Regions from separate parts of the Mus musculus genome. Here region 2 is linked to region 1. Evidence: chromatin loops called from intact Hi-C (ENCODE). Cell type or tissue: left cerebral cortex. All regions are shown on one strand.

What was found. A loop is a pair of places that touch in the nucleus more often than their neighbours do. Peaks named below come from ENCODE experiments on the same cell type or tissue, not always from the same donor. Only the 100,000 strongest peaks of a DNase experiment are listed, where the experiment ranks them.
Region 2: it touches region 1 in a loop (7-fold over the local background); 3 of 42 quality-filtered maps call a loop at or near these places.

What each region holds. Positions count from the first base shown.
Region 1 is chr3:145,754,662-145,762,661 of GRCm38, forward strand. It overlaps Ddah1 (dimethylarginine dimethylaminohydrolase 1), which reads left to right and starts at 4,031. Exons shown (of 6, transcript NM_026993.3): 1 at 4,031-4,503. The coding sequence starts at 4,201. In left cerebral cortex, no CTCF peak of the experiment used is centred here; DNase peaks (open chromatin) are centred at 4,187, 5,055 and 5,337; H3K4me3 peaks cover 1,891 bases; H3K27ac peaks cover 1,260 bases.
Region 2 is chr3:145,829,821-145,837,820 of GRCm38, forward strand. The region is part of intron 1 of Ddah1 (dimethylarginine dimethylaminohydrolase 1); the gene reads left to right. Among named protein-coding and RNA genes, the nearest start is that of Gm35187, 57 kb to the right of the region's middle. In left cerebral cortex, no CTCF peak of the experiment used is centred here; a DNase peak (open chromatin) is centred at 4,316.

The DNA.
Region 1 (8,000 bases):
TTGTGTGTTTATCATAGCTCGAGCTCTACATATCTTGGGTTGTTTTTTTTTCTGGTAAGATTTGAGCACTTCAAGGTCAAAGATCATCTTGTGCTATTTGCATTGCTCTGAAGTGTGTGGTGTGGTGCTGTGCCTCGAGAGTTTCTGATAAATATGCATGAGGAAAATGAACTTATAGATGTGTTAGCTTCAATAAGGTCCATTTCCCCAAGAACAACCTTTCACTGCTGAAGCATGACAGCATGCAAACTCGAATTCACTGGCTTTGGGTGGTTTTTTTACTGCTTTCAGCAGTAGACATTCTAATGTTTCTTGACAACTGCTTAGAGCAGACAGAAGGCACTCTTATCAAATTTCAGATGGCAGAGGCTAGAAGTAATAAATAATGTACGAGATGACAGAATCAAACTTAGACATGTTGGAATGAAGCAGATGACATTAAATAAGGATAAATGACAAAATTAGATTCGCGCAAAAAAAAAAAAAAGCAAGCTCTGCAATTCCAGTTTGGAAAAAAAACACAGACAACACCTATTTATGGGGAAGATTTACCAGCTCTGATCATACTCTAGGTTAATGCAAGCCGTGAGTGACACACAAGGCCCGGTCCAAAATTTGGTGGAGAGCATTGGGTGATAGAAAAATGCTGAGGCTCCAGAGAGGCACAGACATGAGTAGTGTCTAGGTGATGTTCCGTTGAAGGTAGACACAACCTTAGTGTTGAATAAAGTTCACAGAAGCAAAGAACCAAAGAGAAACAAAGCCTTCCATTTTAACCTGAGTTAGCTAGACACATGGGTGAGCTTTCACCTTTGGAACACTGCTAGGACTCTTCCGTCTAAAAACTATTGTGTGGTTTTTTACATATGGTTTTTTATATTAATCTGGTGCTAGTAGGCAGGCTCACCCCTGGAGTGTTCTGATTAAGGAGAAGAACCTAGATGGTCTTAGAGGGCTTGCTTCTAATGAAGCAAGTTGTCCTTCGTTGAAGCCCTTATTTTAGAATCTGGAAGATGCTATATCAACATAAACTCAAGTCATCTGTCTTAGTTAGGGTTTTACTGCTGTGAACAGACACTGTGACCAAGACAACTCTTATAGAGACAACATTTAATTGGGGATGGCTTACAGGTTCAGAGGTTCAATCCATTATCATCAAGGTGGGAACATGGCAGCATCCAGGCAGGCATGGTGCAGGAGGAGCTGAGAGTTCTAACTCTTCATCTGAAGGCTGCTAAGAGAAGACTGACTTCCAGGTAGCTAAAGCTCATGCCCACAGTGACACACTTCCTCCAACCAGGCCACACACCCAAATAGTACCAGTCCCTGGGCCAAGCTTATGCAAACTACCACACCATCCTTGGGCTAAGGGAGAGAAGGAATCCCCTATCCACTGTGGGCTCTTCTGGGACAACCCCTATAGGATGGCATAGATGAACTTGTTCCTGGAAATTCTAAAAGCTAGTATCAGAGCTCTTGTAAGATGGCTGGAGCATGGGCCTTGGCACCAGAGCACTGGGGAAATGAATGCATGATTGACAGAGCCTAGCACCTATCAGAGATGCACCTGTCATGGGGTGCACCTGTCATGGGATGTACCTGTCACCAGTGCACCTGTCACAGGTGCTAGTACTTGGACTGCAGGTGCAAGCCACCATACCTGGTTCAAAAATATTATTCAATGATCAAAATGATCTTTAAATTAGTCGTATGTTACAGAACACGAGGGAGAAGTACAGCCTGGATTTTGAAGATGGTCCCCTTGAGAAGAGCATATTCCCATCTGGATTAAACTGCCATCGTGTCCGTCAGTCAGGCGTAGGGACAATCATCTTTTGTCTGGGTGTCTTAGAAGGGATATGGCCAAGTTGGTTTTCATCAAAAGGAAGAACATGAGAATGTTAAAAGGACTGTGAAACCAAATCAGAAGCTGCTTCCTGCTAGATCAGGCTTCAAGAGTGCAGGGGTCAGGACAGACTGCAGAGATAACAGCACTGCCTTCAAATATGTGAATAGCGGCTTGTGAAAGAACGCTGCCCCTTTCATCAGGAGGCAGAACTGAGACCAAGGGGATTGAAGTTCAAACCGAAGAACTTCTTAAGCAGGATAGATCCTCAGACATGGAATATTTCTGGTCTTGTTAAACAGGGCTTAAAATATACAAGCAAAAGGTTGACGCGGATACTGGATGCCACAGCTGGGTTTCAAAACACTAGACAAAATAATCAAATGAGAGGGTTTCTAAGGTCACAGTCAAATCATATGTGTCTGTATAAATACATACGTATGCTTATAAATATATGTGGCTTACCCAAGACAAGAGCTTCTTATGTATCCTCTACTGAACTAGAACTCATTGTGTAGACCATGCTAGCCTCAAGCCTCCCTCTGCCTCAATCGGACTTGAGTTTTAGGTGCAAGCCACCACACCTCGTTCAATTATAATACTTGATTATGGAAATGACCTGTACGTTAGTAGTGTGCTGCACCCCGTGGGGGAGGAGACTATCGCCTTAGACTATTTCAGAATTTTGGAGGTGGTCTCCTTGAGAAGAGCACACCCCCTGGATTATTTAAACTTTGATATGTGAAAGAGGAAAAAGAACAGGCTTTGTATCACCATCAAAGAAAGGACGGATTCTTGAGCGGCAAAGAGGGAAGGTCGAGAAGTGACAGGAATTCCGAAAGGTGTGTTCCCACAGGAAGGGCGAGGCTGTAAGGAAGCTGGAATCTCCTTCCGAAGGTCAAGGAACTGAATTGTGACCGCGGGGGTGGGGGGTGGGGGGGGCAGAGTTCTATTGTGGGAACAAAATGCTAGCTCCTTGCTTCTAGCAGGCTCTGGAAATAAACACATTGGAATCACATTTTCTTCAGAACTGATTGCACTGAGAAAAGTATTCTAGGGTCAATCTTTGTTACCTGAGCTTTAGGGCAAAAGCTCTGGGCGTCCCCGGGGACTAAGCTCTAGCACCAGTCCTCAAAAGAAGCGTGTTGGTGAAGAGCAGATAAAGACTTCATCCACGTGGCTTCATTACGGGGTTCGGAGACTCCCAAGTCCATCTTTGGAGTCCTGATGAGAATGTTAGCGAGAGGAAGTGGGGGGTGGGGGGGCGAGGGTTTTGCCAATCCCACTGCCCTGGTGAGATACAGCTGGGTTCTTGCAGTCTTCGTTGTTTAAGGTAGTTGTGGGGACTGGATGAGGTGGTTGATCCTTCTCGGAATGGATGCTGTAAGCTCATCAGGGGTGAAATGTCGCCCAAGGTCTGTTGTGACCACAGGTTTATTAAAACAGTGACTTTGAAGTGTATCTTGGGAAGCCTGGAATAGGACATTGTTAAAGCCCACAGTACCATCCCTCACCCTATCTCTGTGCCTTCAGCCTCGAATGGGGATGAGATAGGGTAGGTATGTGTGCTGGTTTCTAGATAAACACTCCTTTATTGAATGACAAGCCTAGTGCAGTTAAAGAAAAACGGAGAAAACAAGAAGAGGCATTCTTCCCACTTTAAATTGCCTTGTGGGCTTGAAGTATCACTGTTCCTAGATACTTATTGTAACTGTGTGTCTGTCTTTTGGGTTACTTTCTCCTGGGTGGGAAGAAATGCATTCTTTATACTATACTGAGTTTCACGTGGGGCAGTTGGTCAATTTGGAGAAAGTCGAGGTAATTTGGGTGAAGACAGGCTGCCACGCTGAGAACCGAGGTTCCACGTGCTGGATAAAAAGAGAAGAAGAGAAAGGGAAAGTTTATCCATAAACAATCGCCCTTCACCTGGTCCCCTGACCGTGAAGTCTTCTCCAGCAGGTCCAGTTCAGCACTGCCTAATTTCCAGGTCCTCATGGGGACCATGTGAGGCGTGCACCTGCGGTGGGATACACACACCACGGAGGGAGTCATTGCTGATTAAGTCCCTGGCCTCCGCATCCCGATTGACCCAGGCCGGTCTGCGGCAGATGCGGAGAGCATAGGAATAGGCCCGCGGGCGCTGGGCCGGCGCCCGGAGCTCTGGGCATGCTCAGTGGCGCGGGCAGGGCTCCGGGCGCGAGCCGGGCTCCCGCAGCAGCACATTCATCGGCTGCCAAGAGGAGCCGCCGGGCGCTCGCAGGCTCGCAGGCTCGCAGGCTGGGCGCGCGCTGCTCTCGGGAGGACCGAGCCACCGACTCAAACCCAGCCACCGTCGCCTCCTCTCCGCGCGAACCATGGCCGGCCTCGGCCACCCCTCCGCCTTCGGCCGGGCCACCCACGCCGTGGTGCGGGCTCCGCCCGAGTCCCTGTGCCGCCACGCGCTGAGGCGCTCGCAGGGCGAGGAGGTGGATTTCGCTCGCGCCGAGCGCCAGCACGAGCTCTACGTGGGCGTGCTGGGCAGCAAGCTGGGGCTGCAGGTGGTGCAGCTGCCCGCCGACGAGAGCCTGCCCGACTGCGTGTTCGTGGAGGACGTGGCCGTCGTGTGCGAGGAGACGGCCCTCATCACCCGCCCCGGGGCGCCCAGCCGCAGGAAGGAGGTAACGGGCCAGCCCCCGGGCAGACGACGCGAGGGGCGCGGCCGAGGGGGGACGCTCGTGGAACTGACCCCGCGGGCTCAGTTCCCAACTTCCCACCGCCGGACTCCGGGCGGCGTGGCTGGGTGTGGGAAATCCGAGCCAGATAACTTCATTGTTCACACCTCCTCGCAGTCGGGGAGCCTTTGAGTCGATCTCAGTTGGAGTGTAGTGACGAGGACTTGGGCAGGTGGCTGGGCTGGAGACCCAGAGCGCCAGAGGTTCTATCTTGCAAATTACACAGCGCTGAGGACAATGCTACTCTTGTTTCCTTGCCAGTGAGGACAGAGAAGGGTCCTCCCGGAGGGCAGGTGGAGGCTTGGGGGGGGGGGGTCCCCAAGTCCTGCAGGGATTCCTTTGGGGGAGCTCCTGGCAGGGCGGACCAGGTGACACCAGGCAGAGACTATGCCCAGAGACCCAAGGAATTCAAGTTACTTTTCAGTGGTGGCGAGTGAGTCTTGAAGAACTGGCAAGCGAATGTGTTCAGCGTTTTGTTAGTGAGCTGTGTTTAAATGTGTTTGTGAATGGGCCGGGTTTGAAAAGCTGTGCTTGCTGCGGGGTGCTCCGTTTCATTAGCAATGGGAGGTTTTTTGGTTTTTGTTTTTGTTTTTTTAATAAGTTCTGTCATTTTAATCTCTCTCTCCCCTCTCTCTCTGCAATTAAGACTGCTTTTTGTTTTCTTCAAGGGGCCAACACATTATCGTATCTTGTAGAAATGGCTGTAACTGCTTTAAAAATAATGTAGGTTAGTGGGAGAGAGGCACAGACACACGAGTTTAGATTTTAAAATGCCATCTGGCCTGGGATTTTTCTGACTGCCAGAGAAGAGCCCAGCCTTAAGATTCTCCCACACTCTTGGCATCCAGCAGTGTGACACGATGCAGGTGGTTTTTTTCCTATCTGAGGGGTTTTCTTCCTTGTTTTTGTTTGTTTTGTTTGTTTTTTTTCACTTTTCTGTCGCATTGCAAGTAGTTCTTTGGGCTTATGATTTAAATATGCCTATTCCACCCTTGATCTGCTTGCCTGGTGAAATCCTAGAGATTGAGTATAATCAAAGTCTACCTATTTGCCATTTAGGTAGCTCTTCTCTCTACACTTCAAAAGTAGCAGGTATCATTCTCTTAGCCTGTCCACTTTCCCTTTCCAATTTGACCTATACAAATGGCTTCCACTCTATTTTAACCTAATATGAATGTAGCAATGGTGGATAGGTTGGGATGCTAAATAGATAAAATAGACGTCAAAACTCTCAAAATGGTACTCGTCTAACAAGACTTCCTTTCTTCTCTTGACCCTAATCGCCCTTATTTAGTCCATCTTACTTCAGGAAGGTTCATCTCTATGGAACACAAATAACATATTATTTGTGCAATTAACTTTCCAAGTTCGGATTTTCCAATATAAGAGCTAGCAGTGATCTTTCTCCTGGTGATATTTTGATATTTTAAATGTCAGAATTTGACTCCACTCTGTAGTCAGCTCAGTGGACCCGTACTTGCCAAAGGTCACGCAGAACTCTTGTTGTGTTTTCCTTCTCTGTGTAGGGCATTGAACTCAGGACCTTGCCAACAGTAGGTAAGCATTCTACCTCTGAGCTGTAGCTTCTGTTTCCCAGGGGGAGGGAAGGCAAGCCACCTCCATGCTTTGGGCTACATCTTGATCTGCTCAGTGGCACTGTCATGATCTCTCTATAAAGCACTTTTACTCCTGCACATATGGGTCTGTGTTGATAGGGTAAGGTAAGGCACCTCCTAGCTGGAGAGGAGATGACAGTCATGGTTGGGTAGGGTGCTCCTGGCAAACAGGGGTATGCAGGGTGATGCTCGCTAATATCTCTCACAGCGCGGTGTGCCACCTTCACAGGAATTGATGCCTGATGAATGGATAAATGGATACATGGATGTTTGAGATGAACGAAAAGTATTGAACTTCAAGTGTTGATACTTAATGAATCAAGTGTTGATGCTTACTGAATTGAATCAAGTGTTGATAATGAATGAAATACTGAACAGACAAGCTGATAGTAATCTCAGTTATTGATGCTCATTGGGTGGATGAATGGATAGATGGATGAAGAACTTATGAGCTTCAGTATAGATGCTTATTGAACAAATGAGTGAATCCATCAGTAAGTCAACAAAATGGTAAACAGACAAGCAAGTGGTAACTCCAGGGTCCTTTTTGGATCTAGATGCAGTGGTTGGTGTGTGTGTGTGTGTGTGTGTGTGTGTGTGTGTGTGTGTGTGTGTGGTGTGTGAAAACCTACAGCAGTTGTTTTAAAAATCCCATCATTGGTATTCCTGTCCCTGGCCGCTTTATTCTCTCTTACATTTCCACACCAAGGCCAAGGTCAACTCAAATTTGATTCTCCCCTGAACAAAGTTCCTGGAGGGCCACTGCTGAGCTGGCCACTGCTGACCTGGGCTCTGCTTGCCTTTCCAGCTTTAGCTTCACTTCTACATCTTTTCCTCAAAGCACCCCCCAACACTTGGCTCAGATTCTGTTCTTTCATTCCCAGAGCCTCCTCTCTGGTTTTCATTTATTGGAAACACATTTATCAGGAACAACTCCTATTCCTTTTCTTCCCTCTCCTCCTCCCTCTCCCCTCCACCTCTCCCTCCTCCTCTCTCTTCCCTCCTCCTCTCCTTCCTTCCTCTCTCTTCCTCCTCCTCCTCTCCCCTCCTCCTCTTCCCTCTGCCTAGCTGTCCTTGGCCTGCTGTCACCATTAATACCATTTTAGCTAACATTTATTGGATGCTTGCCACTTGGCCACAAACTGCCAGGTCTGTGTCGTGCATTTCATCAATGCTCATTCAACAGTATCGTTATTGATGAAACTAAGTCAGAGAAAGTGGATAGATTGCCCAGGGTTACAGGGGTGGCTCCAATAAAACCAGAGTCAGAACTCAGGTGTGCAGGATTCCAAAGCTCTGGTCCTGCTGTCTGTGATATTAGACATCACCTTCCCTGACCTGAACCATTTTTCCTTATGAGTGCTCTCCACTCCTCTCCCCTACCCCACCCCACCCCCACCCTGGCCTTTCTGATGTATCGTTATCTTACCCTCCCCTCTACTGTCTTAGGAGCTGGAATCTTGTCTACATTGTTTCACACTTGGTTTCCAAAGCCTAATATGGGAGAGACACACAGAAAATACTTTGTCGAACAAATGTTTCCATGATTTAGCCAACCTTATTTCTCTTCCCTTATGAGGGATTTGGATTTTATTTTGAGATAGGGTCTCAGGTTGTAGCTCCAGTTGACCTGCAGCTGGCTGTGTAGCCCAGTCTGTATTACACTGTGGCAGTCTTCCTATCTCTGCTTCTCAAATGCTGGGATTTCAAGCATGATCCATCACACCCAGTTCTACTCAAGATAGAGTTGGTGGAGTTGCAAACATTTCATTGTGAGCATAGGTGGTTTATAACTTTAGCCCTCTCTTCCCTGAATCTTCCTGTCAT
Region 2 (8,000 bases), 75 kb after region 1:
TCATCCCAGGTTGCCATATAGTGTAAATAGAAATTGGACAGATTGATCCAGAACATGTTAGACAGCTTCACCTCCTACCACCTCGCCTACCCAATTGATTCGTTTGGCTTAACAAACTTCATCCTGCATCATGCTCAAATGATAACAAGGTTCATGGTTTCCGAGAGAATAAAACTTTATGCACCTGCAGAGCTGAGTTTAACAAGAAAGTGTCTAGACAATTGGCAAGCAGCTCTTCAAGCCTTCAGATACCTGTTTCTGCCACAAAGTACCATCCATCCATTCGTTTGTGTTGAGACCTTTTGTCTAGATCAGTGGTTCTCAACCTTTCTAATGCTGCGACCCTTTAATACAGTGTATCATGTTGCAATGACCTCCCCAATCATAAATTATTTTGTTGCTACTTCATAGCTGTAATTTTTCTACTGTTATGACTTATAACATAAATGTCTATATTTTCCCATGGTCTTGGGTGACTGACCCCTGTGAAAGGGCCATTCAGTGCCCCCCTAAAAAATCGGTCGTGACCTGACCTATAGGCTGAGCACCACGGATCTAGATCTTATCTGGACAGCCATAATGAATATGCAGTTCTTCCTGACAAAGAGGGGTTTTCCCATGCTTTGCCACCAACACCACCACTCCCCATGGGCAATAAATGAGCAACACACCTCCAAGGGTCTCGTCTCTAGAACTTAGCAGCTGAGACAAGTTTCTGACACCCTTCGTACAACTCACAATCTACCCCGTGCTCCCCCTCCCCATCTCTGGGTTGTTTGTACCTGTGCATATCATTCACTGCCCAGCTTTTTCCAGTCTGACAGTTATCCTTGCAGAAGCCCAGACCAACACATTCAGATTTGAATACAGAACACTTCAAATCTAACAAGACCGAAACAGAATTTTTACATCTTTCCACCCTTACAGTGTGGATTAGTTTTATGTTAGCTTGGCACAAGCTAGAGTCACCTGGACACTGGGATGTAAGCAAGCCTGTATGGGGCATTTCTTTATTAGTGATTGATGTGGGAGGGCCCACCCCATTGTAGGCTGATGGTCCCAGGTTTCCAAAAAAGCAGACTGAGCAAGCCAGTAAGCAGCATCCCTCCATGGCCTCTTCATCAACTCCTGCCTCCAGGTTCCTGCCCTGCTTGAGTTCCTGTCCTGACTTCCCTCAATGTTGAACAGTGATGAAGCCTTTCCTCCCCAAGTCGCTTTGGTCGTGATGTTTCATCTTGCATCTTAACCCTAACTTAGACACATATTCTCCTAACTCCCTGCCTTCATACAGATGAGAAGTGATGCCCTTTCTAGCCGATTGTTCATCGCGAAAGCCTACAATCATCCTGCTCCATCATCTCCCTTCTCTGCATCTAACCCACCAATCCCATCAACTCTCCTTTGAGAGCACAAGCCAGGGGCTGGAGAGACGGCTCAGCAGTTAAGAGCACTGACAGCTCTTCCAGCGGTCCTGAGTTCAAGTCCCAGCAACCACATGGTGGCTCACAACCATCTATAATGGGATCTGATGCCCTCTTCTGATGTGTCTGGTGTGTACTCACACACATAAAATAAATAAATCTTTAAAAAGAAAAAAAAGAGAAAGCACAAGCCAGATTCAGACATGTTCGCTCACCTGCACTGCCCCCATGGCTGCATGAGCTCACCATTGCCATCCATCTCCCTCTTAGACATGAGTTCAAGGACAGACTGAACACAGTGTGAAATTCAAAACAAAACAAAACAAAACAGCAATTGTGTGCATGTCAGGAAGATAGCACAGCCGCAGGTAGAGACACCAACTGTACAGGCCTGGAGACCCGAGTTCTGTTCCTAAAGCCCTCATAGATGGTGCGAAGCGATGCCCAAAAGTTGTCCTCTGACCTGCACATATGCACCACTCCCCACAAATAAAAACAATATTTTAAAACTGGGTAGGGTCATCCAGAGTGACTTAAGATCTGTAATGTATGAATCCTGTATTGAAATTCAAAATATTCCCCATACGTTAGATCTGTTTGCTTTTATGTTATAAATGGCAGCGGGCACCTTTTCTGAACTCCCGGAAAGTCATGGCGTTTTGAGTGCTTATGCCTATTGCTTGTTTTGGATGGCGTGCACGGCAAACTTTTACAGCTCTCCGCTTTCTGGAAAACTAGCTTAAGATGTAGACATTTGTCGTTTTCCTGACTTTTTAACATGCTGGATTTCTGCAGGCCTTTTGGCAGCTGACACTTATTTTCATTTGGCCTTTGGTGGCAGAGCACTGTTTTCTTTGTCCTCTGCAGGCTGAAAGTCAGTGGCTCTTGGGCACTCAGAACATGCACTATGTTCCCACCATCAACAAGGAACGGGAACACGTGGATGTAAATGGTGGATGTAAATGGTATCTGTCAGGAGAAGTGTCAAGACCAATGGAGTTCTCTTTGCTTGTCAAGTGGGAAACTGATTGTCACTTTGAATGTTCTTCCAGGGGATAGTCTCAGGGTGACATCTTTAGGGAGAGCCTTTGGAATCTCTGGAACTTCGTCGTCGTTGCTCCAGACAGTGCAGGAGTATCTGTGTTATCACTGGTTTTGTCACCTCGTGCACTCTGGCCCCAGTGGCTTACCTTCTGTGCTTCTGTCTACACTTCTTTGAAGCCCCAGGTCCTGCAGATCTGTGCCCCGATGCACAGGCGAGTGCTAGAATCTCAGCTGGACACTCTGACATGCAGAACTGTAACGGTTAGGCTTCATCTACAGAACTGAGACAGTGGAGCCCTTCCCATGGCTCATTTAACTTTACAGATTGCTGTTTGTGAGCTGTTTCCTATAAGCAGGTTGGTCTTAATATGAGGGTTGTTGGAAGTATCATTTGATCAACACTCGTATCAGCTACCAGAGCAGATGTTATCAGTTGAAAAGTTACATCTTACATAGTATATAGTCTGAGTGACATCAAGGCTTTCCCCCATACCTACAGAAAGAACGATGTCTCTTGTTGGCAATTGTTTCTATCCCCAAAGTTAGTACCCTTAGTTATATGGTGATCTGTTACTAACTCTTTGGATATTTTCTTTGGATGATCAATATTTATCATATAAGTGAATGGGTTTCTTGCGTTTAATGGAAAAATGCAAATCAAATTGCTTAGGAAATAAACACTCTCATATAAAGTCCCAGGCTGCTAGATCCATCCCTTCAGCAATGTCAGAGGCTGCAGACTCTCTCCATCTCCATACCCAGTTGCCGCTTGGTGGCTGCACCAGTTTCAGGCACCACATCCATACCCAATATCCAAAGGAGGGTGAGGGGGTTTGTTCCTTCCTACGGCTATGGGAACGGCACAACAGATTTCCCGTTCCCGATCAGAACTGAGCCACTTGGAAAAGAGGTGAAACTAACATCATTGACTTGTTCCTGGGAGGTAGCTGTAGGGACGTGGTGGTGACTGAACGGCACATGCAGTGTCAGATCACTTTAAACAATGGTTGGCACTTAGAAACCGAGCTTAATAAGATTTCCCATGTAATTGGTGATGGAGAGTACCTGTCCTACTAAAATCATTATAGAGCCCAGGTTGTTGACTGTTGATGGATAGGTTCCTCTGTTCTGATTGCTCTGGAGTCTAAGCTGAGGAGATGACATAATGACAAAGAAGCCATTCTGCAGTTGTGCCAAAGGACAAAGGCTCCATTCCCCCAGGAGAGCACAAAGCAGGACTTTCCATTTGAGAAGGAACTGGGCTTTATTAGTGCAGAATTCCCAGGGGAAAGAACCCAGGATTGTCACCCAAAGGAGGACTGAGCAGAAAAGATCGTTTGATCCTGGGTGTCCGAGAACTGGCTATGTAAACCCTCCATTCTCGGGAGGGTTGGTCCTGAGAAGTGGGTGAGGCATGAGCCCATCACCGATGAGATCTGTATGATGTGTGAGAACACACATGAGAACACACAGAGCTTGGCAGGTGACAGGAATCCATTATCTTCTCATGGATTCATCAGTGGCTCACAGGCATAAAGGCACGGTGACAGTCAACCCCAAAATTAAATGTAATTATCAATTATTAATGTTAGGTGAGCATTCACACACCTTCTTTTCTGTCTAATTTGTTCAGCAGAGATCGCCTGTTCACCTCTAAGGGCATCCATTCTGCTGGAATTTTAAAATTCTCTTTTGGTTTTAATCCCATCTTTCCTCCATCCTTGGACCCAGCCTCTTGCTTCTGATTGAATTTGCTTGAATACCAGAATACTCGCCTCATGAATAACCAACCATCTGGGGTGTTTTCAGTAAACTCCGTGGGAGGAAAAACGCGATCACACACTAGCGGCTGCCAAAAGCAGTTTTGAGAGTACAACTCTTAGAATCTAGAACAGGAAATGACCTCATCTTAACCTCTGGCCCACTCATATTACAAATATAGGTACAAAGATGCAGAATATCCTGGTTGATTTTTAGTGCTTGTCACTAGAAATAAATCAGTAAGTTTAGAAATCCAAGAACTCTGTGGAGGAAAGATGCAACAGATATCTCAGTCTGTGGGAAACGTTTTTTTAGAGATCTTATTCATGAAATGGTTATTTTTATAAGGATTCAGTAAGAGGGAAAGTGAGCTGTTTATATAACAGTTGTACATATTGGCCATTCTATAAATATGAGACGTTCCCAGACTAATCAGAAGATGAAATGCCATTTATTCAACTCTGATAACTTGAAACGTTCAGGGATTAAATGTTTCCAGTTATACAGGCCACTTTTCTAAAACAATAATTCATTCATTCGTTTTTTGGAGACTTGGGTCAGCTGCTTAGAATCAGGAGACCATCTAAGAAGCTCCTTTTGTTTCTAAGCATAGGTAGCTTTCCAGCAAGGCTAATAACTAGTGTAGACATTTTGATTGAACTTAAATGTCACCTCCTCAAAGAGCCCTTGTCTAAATAATGTGCTTGCCTTGTTTCTCAAACAGGAAGTGTCCCACACGTGATATTATAACAAACTATATATGACTTACATGGTTTGAGTTTTATAACCACAGAGGCACTATATGCATAACACATGTATATACAAATATGTATATATATATATGTATATATATATATACACACACAAACATTTCTATGACTGAGACAGGGGCCATATCTATTTTTACTAAATTAAAAATTATTAACCTAGACCCTTGGGGGCTCCTAGAAACTGAATCAGCAACCAAATAGCATATGTGGACTAGATCTAGCCCCCCTCTACCCTACACATATGTACCAGAAGTGCAGCTTGGTCTTCATGTGGGTCTCCCAACAATTGGAGCAGGGGCTATCCCTGACTCTGTTGCCTGCCTGTGGATCCTGTTCTCCTCACTGGGCTTTCTTCAGTGGGAGGGGATGTGCCTAGTCCTACAGCGACCTGGTGTGCCAGGGTGGATTTGTACCCAGGAGGATGTCTCCCTTCTCAGAGGAGAAGGGCTTGTGGAGGGAGGGGACTCAGAGAAGCAGGGATGTAAAGTGAATAAATAAATATATTAGTGGAAAGGATTATTAACAACTCCGCACATGCTTACGATGTAACTTGGCCATCTTCTGCCCATCGCCCTCTCTCGCCCCACTGAATCTTCCTCCCCCTCAGGTTGTGCACCCACTTTCATGCCTTCTTTCTGTCTCACTTGTCACTCACAGAACTTGATTAGGGTGGCTTTCGTGAGCATGGATAGGGAATTTGTTACTGCCATGTGCAACTTGAGAGTGTCCATAGCACTGAAGAAAATGGCTCTCTTGCCCTCAGCAACGATTAGCTGCCAATAGCTCTCTTGAGGGATATGGCCTCAAGAGACCCCCATCTGTGCTGGAATGCTGAGGGGCCAAACTTGGAGCAGGCATCACAGCTGCTGTGAGTTCATGAACACAACAGTCATGCCATGTTCAGAAGTCAGCTTCTCACAGGACCCCGCCCATCCCCACCTCTGACATTCTGAGTTCTCTGAACCTTGGAGGGCTTGCCATACCTATTTTTTTTATGACCACTGATCACAACCTATCATGATGTCTAGCTCTCAATAAACATTCATTATTTACGTAACTAAATGGGTTAAAATAGATTCCCAAGGTACTGCTTTGGAGATACACACACATATAACACACACACACTTTTGTTACTTTCATTTCTTTGGGTATCTGTTAGCTATATACTTATTTTAGGCATTTTTTCAAATTTGACTGTATTCAATGAATTGTAGATTAAGAAGGTTTTTTTGTGTGTCTAGGACCCCTGGGAAGAAATCACTATCAGCTCAGGACCACCAAGACCAAGTTTCAGCACAAGGGAGATTTATTTGCCCTGGAAGGACAGAGGGCAGGGAATAAGAGACAAAGACAGGTGATAGAGGATGGGGGGAGAAGAGGAAGGGAACAAGGGAGAGTCTGCAAAAGAGACAAAGGACTGCCCCTGGATAGTGAAGAGACAGCTGTGGCAAATAGGAACATGGTAGTTTTTTAAACATAAAAGGGGAACCCACCCTTCGCCTACCCCACACATTAGGGTGGAGTATTAAATTTTAATTGGACATGTTAATTAGGTGACCCAAAAGAGACTTTTGATTGCTTGACTTTAGTACTTTGATAGCTGGACCTTGGTAGTTAGTCTTAGGAAAAGGAAGTAGCCAAATAAAGGAATAGACCTTGTGGGAAGGGGGGGGGGGGGGCAAAGCCTGCCAGAGCCTTCACCCTGGGCATTTAAAATGGTATTCATGAGAATCTATTAGGAAAGTCTTACAAATGGTGAACCATATTCTAAGGAAACAAGTTGGAAATAATCATATCATTTTCTTTTTGCTTCTAACCAAGGAACTTTGCAAACACAGGCTTAACTAAAACCTTTTTAAACTTGGAGTTCCCTGGGTCCCCGTTTTTATTGCTATGTAGCTAAACAACCTAAGCATGGGCCTGTGTGTCTGTTTTCTCAATTTTTGCAGGTCACAGGTTTGAACATGGTATATCTTGAGGGTTTTGTTCAAGGTAACATAAGCCACAGTCGAAGGGTTATCAAGGCAATATTCTTTCTGATCAAGAGATTGATCCTCTTCTGAACTGATTCAGACTGCCAACAAATGGCATTTAGTTTCTTGTGGTTGTAAGACTAACAACCTGGTTTGGATGTTTGTTTTGGGTGGGTTTCTTTTTCTTTTTGTTTTGGTAGGCTATTAGCCAGCAATTGTTTTCTCTTCCTAGAGGCCACCTTAGACCCTTCTTCCATGGGTGGTCTCACTACAGCTGTGAGATGACGGTCCATCTGGTCGACCTTGAGATTTAGAATAACTATGGAAAGGACCCTCTGAGCCTGTAAAGGTGGGGAGACCTACTTAACCATGGCCACATTGTTCCATGTGCTAGGTTCTATCTAGAGTGAATTAACTTCGAGGCAAAACAAACCCTTCCTCCTTAAGTTACTTCTGTCGGGGATCCCAGCAATGGTAGGGTAACTAAAAATAGCTTCTTGTTTTTTTTAGAAGAGACCATCACAACATTTTCCGGACTTCTCTCTAGTCGTGAAAAGCTCTTTGAAGAGCCCCAGATTAGGTCAGGGTCACTCAGGCTAATCTCCCTCTTGATTAACTTAAGTCAACTATTTGGTCAACTGAATTACATCCTCGAAATATCTTCTTGTTCTGTGCAGTGTATACTTGTGGGGGTGGTAGGCCTGTGCCATGCAGTGAGTGGTCTTTTCCATCTAAAAGGAAAAGTTTACACAGGATGTTTAAAGATACAAAAGGCAGCAGCCTCTTCCCAGTGTGACAAAGACCCTTCTTGTCATTTTGAAACTTACCCTACTGTCTTAGAGATATCTACAGTATCTTGTTTTGGCGCACATCTGTGTGTTCATTTTCTTTCATAACTTCATTGTATTGAAAACACACAGTTGATCGCTTACTTAAAAACTTTTTGCACAAATAACTACACACAATTTGATAACTGAAGAAGTAGCTCCCCCAACTTTACCAGATTTACTAGACTTAGTTGGCACAGTGTT